Regions from separate parts of the Mus musculus genome. Here region 2 is linked to region 1. Evidence: chromatin loops called from intact Hi-C (ENCODE). Cell type or tissue: gastrocnemius. All regions are shown on one strand. Region 1 overlaps Taf12 (TATA-box binding protein associated factor 12). Region 2 overlaps Phactr4 (phosphatase and actin regulator 4).

Region 1 (2,500 bases):
GGGGAGCCAGGACTGGAGCCTGTGTGCATCTCACAGGGAGTACAAGCAGCTGCCTCCTGGAGTGTCAGTCCCCTGTGCAGCCAACGTGACTGCACCAGAGGTCAGAGGAAGCTCTGTCATAGCTCCCCCAATGCTGCGCTGCTGCAAGCGCGCTTTGCATTTTCATTTAGAGCTCTTGATTCCAGATCTCCTGTGGGCACGCCCACCTGCTCTCATACTGAAACCCGGCCTGGAAAGTCACACACCACGCAGGTCAGAGGAAGAGGTGTGTCAGGCTTGTGCCGGGAGCTACCCAGGCTTTTCTGCCCAACACTCTGGGTTATGTGCCACGATAGCTGCTGTCCTCTGCCTTTCTTGACAGTGTGAGGATGTCATTTCTGATCAAGAACTAGTTGTCCTCATCCTTAGTCCAGTAAGGGCACTGGCCTCCCACTGACAAGCCTGGCCTCCTTGCTGTTGTGATTTCAACAGCTTCCCTGATGGGAAAAGCCAGCTGCACGTGAGCTCGGCAGGCATGGCTGAGTTCTCTTGGGCGTTAACCATCTCTCCGCCCTGTGTGCTGCTCCCTATAATATAGACTGTGCTACTTGCTAGTGGCTTTCTAGATGTGCCAGAAGGCTCCTGACTCTGGCCCCTGTTAACTGCTCATTTCTGTCTCCTTTCAGAGAATGGCACTGATCCGGAAAACAACCAAGAAATAACACAGGGAACGGTCAGGGAATGGACAACGTGTATTTGGAGATACTTGAGCTGAGACCTCAGCCATCTCATCCTTGGATTTTTTTTTAAATGCTTTACAGAGAAGCATATATTTTTTATTAACAGTGCAGCAATATCTATAATGACTGAGAAGATCTGCCAAAAGAATAAAGCCTCCTGCCCACCTTCTGGTCCCTTTTCCCTGCCGTCTCAAAGAGAAGCAGTGTATCTACCAGAGAAGATTTTGCCTGTGGTTTATTATAGAAGTGATTGGCTGTAGGAAGAGCATTTTGGTCGTGTTGGGTGAGACAGTGTTAGCAAGTTTGTAGAGGGTCTGTCTCCTCCTCCCCCCGTCCCTGTACTTTGTAATGTCAGTGTTTCTATGAATATGAACTTGATTTGCTTTTCCAGAATAAAGGAGTTATTAATTGAAGACACAGGGTGCATAGCTGAGAGCCTTTGAAATGCCAGGGTCCCAGCAAGGCTGGGAGCGCTGCAGTCAGCAGGTGGCAGTACAGGCAGTGATCCTGTTAGAGAAACCGGCAGGGATCTCCCACTGTTTTACTCCAAAGGAACAAGCCAGCAGTAGGAGTTGGAGCACTTTCTCTGCCACCAGACACAGTGACCTCTGCTAAGCCCCAAAATAAACAAGCATTCTAGTTTTGATAATGTTAGTGTCCATAGGACCTTTTTGTGTGTGTGTGTGTGTGCGTGTGTGTGTGTGTGTGTGTGTGTGTGTGTGTGTGTGTGTGTATGTGTGTGTGTTGAGGCAAGCTCTCTCGGGGTGTGTGTGTGTGTTTTGAGGCAAGCTCTCGGGGTGTGTGTGTGTGTGTGTGTTTTGAGGCAAGCTCTCGGGGTGTGTGTGTGTGTGTGTGTGTGTGTGTGTTGAGGCAAGCTCTCGGGGGGTGTGTGTGTTTTGAGGCAAGCTCTGGGGTAGGCCAGGCTGGCTTCAAACTCTTGGTATCTTGCTGAGACTATCCTTGAACTGACCCTCTCAGTGAGCTGAGACCACAGGTGTGCATCATCATGCCTGGCTTCTTAGAGCCCCTTTAGACCTCTCTGGATCTCCATAGAAGATTGTATTCATCCTTGTCCCTGAGGAAGGATGTGAATAGCTCTGGGGGAAGTCCTGTTGCTGGGATTCTGTCATCGGAGGAAAGCAGGGCCTCTCTCAACAGCAGGATGTTCTTCCCTGTCATCATCCTGACCCACGCCCAGCACAAGCCTTGTGGATTGTGAGGGACCATGGGCTTAGGGGAGGGTGGCTGCTCCTCCTAGGGGCCACAGCACAGCCACACCTACCTTTGGTCCCTGCTCTGGTCATCTTCCTCCTGAGGCTTGGTCGGAGACGTGACACAGTTCATAGATCTGAGGAGTTCAAAGGCCATGCTTCTGTTGCCGTTTTCTTGGCTGAGGTTTCAGCCTGGAGAGTCAGCAAGGGGACAACCAGCTTCTTCCCTGGTCACGCCTGACACTGAGCTTCTGGGTATGTGGCCTAGCGTCAGGAGGGCCTTAACTCTCCAGAACCTACAGCCACTGGAAGATGTTCTCAGAGGATGCTCTGTTGGTGACACCAGACAGCAGAGGGGTCCCACTGAGTCCGGATAGGAACAAGTAACTGATGCCAGCAGCCAAGATGGAATCTGGAATGACTCTTGAGTCCTCTTTTGAGGACCGAAAGGGACAGGGGAATTGGGGAAGTACAATGACAGAAGTGAGGGACTCATAAGACGTCAAATTATCATTCTTGATCAGCTGTGTGACAGGTAGGTGGCTTTCTCTGTCTCAGTCTTACTGTCTT
Region 2 (2,500 bases), 120 kb after region 1:
CACTACAATAATATTAATTTTTAAAAATAGTATTACCAGCCAGAAAGTAGTGGTGCACACATTTAGTCCCAATACTTAGGAGACAGAGGCAGTTGAATCTCTGAGTTCAAGGCCAACCTTGTCTACAAAGCAAGTTCTAGGACAGTGAAGGCTACACAAAGAAACTATGCCTGGGGATGGGGTTTAGAGGATATAGATCAATTCAGGGGGTACCTGCCTAGCATGCACAAGGACTGGGCTCAGTCCCTAGCATTGCATAAAACCAGTTGTGGCACACATCTGTAGCCCTCAAACTCATTTTAACTCACTTTATAGTAAGTTTAAGGCCAGCCAACTGGGTTGCATATGATCCTGTCTCAAACCTACTTTAAAAGGACCATCAAACCAAGCAGAGTGGTATTCTTGGCCATCCTGCTCTACACAGTGAGTCCCAGGCCGTCCAGGGATAGATACACAGTGAGATCCTGTCCCAAAAGTGGGTAGAGGGAGTTGGATCTAAATGGCTCAGTTGGTAAAGATACTGACTCCCAGAGTTTGATCCCCAGACCCCACTTGATAGAAGGAGAGACTCTTAAAAGTTGTCCTCTCACCTCTACACTGCTGTGCTAAACATACACACACAAAAATTATTAAAATAAATATGAAAAGACCCATAAGTTAAACATGAAATTCATTTACATGTCCTATACAACTTACAGGTAATTTTATATATTTGTTTTCAGATTGTGGTCCACCCCATTCTCACTCAGGCAGACAGAATTTTACAATTATTTTAGCATTCAAAGAATTTCAGACTTTGTAAAATACAGATTTTATTCTATGTGTACGAATCTTTTTCTGCATGTCTATGCACAATGTATACACAGTGTCCTCAGTCGCCAGAAGAGGGCACTGGAGCCCCTGGGACTGGAATCGCAGAGGGTCGAGTCACTGGGACTCACACTCAGGTCCTCTCTCTGGAAGAGCAGCCAGTGCTCTTAACCTCTGAGCCATCTCTCCAGCCCCATTACAGATTTGAGACTAGTGATGTCCAAACCCAACTGTACTGGAAACATTTGGTGTTACACACACTGTCCAGCCATGGCCATTCTTGTCTCACTTATCTCCCTGTGCTTTGTTCTCTTTTCCTCCCCTCCCTCCCTTCCTTCCCCCCTTCCTTCCGACTTCCCTGTTCTTGGAAAAGATCTCACACAATGTAGGTGTGGTCCTCTGACCCCTGGAGGATGGCCCCCTGCATGCATGTCCCTGTGCAGGGTCACGTCTCACTATCTGCAGCTTATTATATCAACACTATCTTTAGGAACAGTCACGGTGCTATGAAAATAAGTTCAGTCTCTCCAATCCTCAAAATAATTTCAAGAATAACCTGATGACATAACTAGGTCGATAAACAAGGTGCTGTCTGCCCTCTAGTGTTCAAACTAAAGATCTCCCAATGAGCTAGCTATACTTCTATAAAAACATGCTCAGCCACCTAGGCTCATTAAAATCAACAAAACAAACAAACAATCAAACAAACAAACAAGCGTATGTCATCTCAATTGAGGTAAAAAATGTAACCTGAACTTCCTGATTCTGGTTACCAGGTCAGAAAGCTCAGCCTCAGTCACATCAATGGCAACAGAGCAAGACAGAAGAAAATAAATTAATATCTCAAATACAATTCCTAAGGGCTGGGGACACAGCTTGTTTTACAATGCCTGCATATACACAGGAGGTATGTGCCTCTCCTAACCACGGAATCATCTTTTCAGTCCCTTACATCTAATTTGCAATATAGTAAATGTCAGCAAGCAGAAGCTCATTAGGACCCTTAATTATGTTAAAAGTATGAATGGAGTCCAGCACTGTCAAGCACTCAGGAGGCAATGGCAGAGGGATCTCTGAAAGTTCAAGACCAACCTGGTCTACATAGTGAGTTCCAGGCCAGCTGGAGCTACAATGAAATCCTGTCTCAAAAAAAGCAAAACAAATGGGGCTGGAGAGATGGCTCTGTGGTTAAAAGCACTGGCTGCTCTTCCAGAGGTCCTAAGTAGCTCACAAATGTCTGTACCTCCAGTTCCAGGGTCTCTGACACCCTCACACCAATGCACATAAAATAAAGATAAATAAGTTTATTAAAAAAACAACCAGCCAAACAAACAAACAAGAACACCAAACCCCTAGTGCTGGGTATGGTAGCAGAGGCAGGAGGATCTCTGTGAGTTTGAGGCAGACTGGTTTACATGAGCTCCAGGACAGCCAGGACTAGGTAGAGATCCGATCTCAAAAGCAAAAACTAAAAATAAAATAAAGGACAAAAGCTAACAGATGAGAGTATGAACGGATGCTGAGAGCACAAAGTCTGAGAGGCACTGTTCTACATCAGCATCCTGAGCGTGAGATAATGCACTCAACGCTGCAACAGGTAAGAGCAAGCATCCATAAAAAAGCAGGCCATACTCACCCGATGGGTCTTCCATGCCACTGCTAACCAGTGTAGGGAGAGAAGGAGTAGTTT

Evidence for each region. Hi-C counts contacts between places; a loop is a spot of excess contacts. Peaks named below come from ENCODE experiments on the same cell type or tissue, not always from the same donor. Only the 100,000 strongest peaks of a DNase experiment are listed, where the experiment ranks them.
Region 2: a loop joins it to region 1, with 3 times the contacts of the local background. A loop is called at or near these places in 14 of 42 quality-filtered maps.

Annotation. Positions count from the first base shown.
Region 1 is chr4:132,291,962-132,294,461 of GRCm38, forward strand. Taf12 (TATA-box binding protein associated factor 12) reads left to right here. Exons shown (of 6, transcript NM_025579.3): 6 at 666-1,368. The coding sequence ends at 701. Among named protein-coding and RNA genes, the nearest start is that of Rab42, 10 kb to the right of the region's middle. In gastrocnemius, a CTCF peak has its summit at 1,200 (motif pointing right); a DNase peak (open chromatin) is centred at 1,219.
Region 2 is chr4:132,410,624-132,413,123 of GRCm38, forward strand. It overlaps Phactr4 (phosphatase and actin regulator 4), which reads right to left. Exons shown (of 13, transcript NM_001161797.1): 2 at 2,447-2,500. The coding sequence starts at 2,462. Among named protein-coding and RNA genes, the nearest start is that of Phactr4, 11 kb to the right of the region's middle. In gastrocnemius, CTCF peaks have their summits at 845 (motif pointing right) and 1,416 (motif pointing left); a DNase peak (open chromatin) is centred at 912; H3K4me3 peaks cover 500 bases; H3K27ac peaks cover 2,076 bases.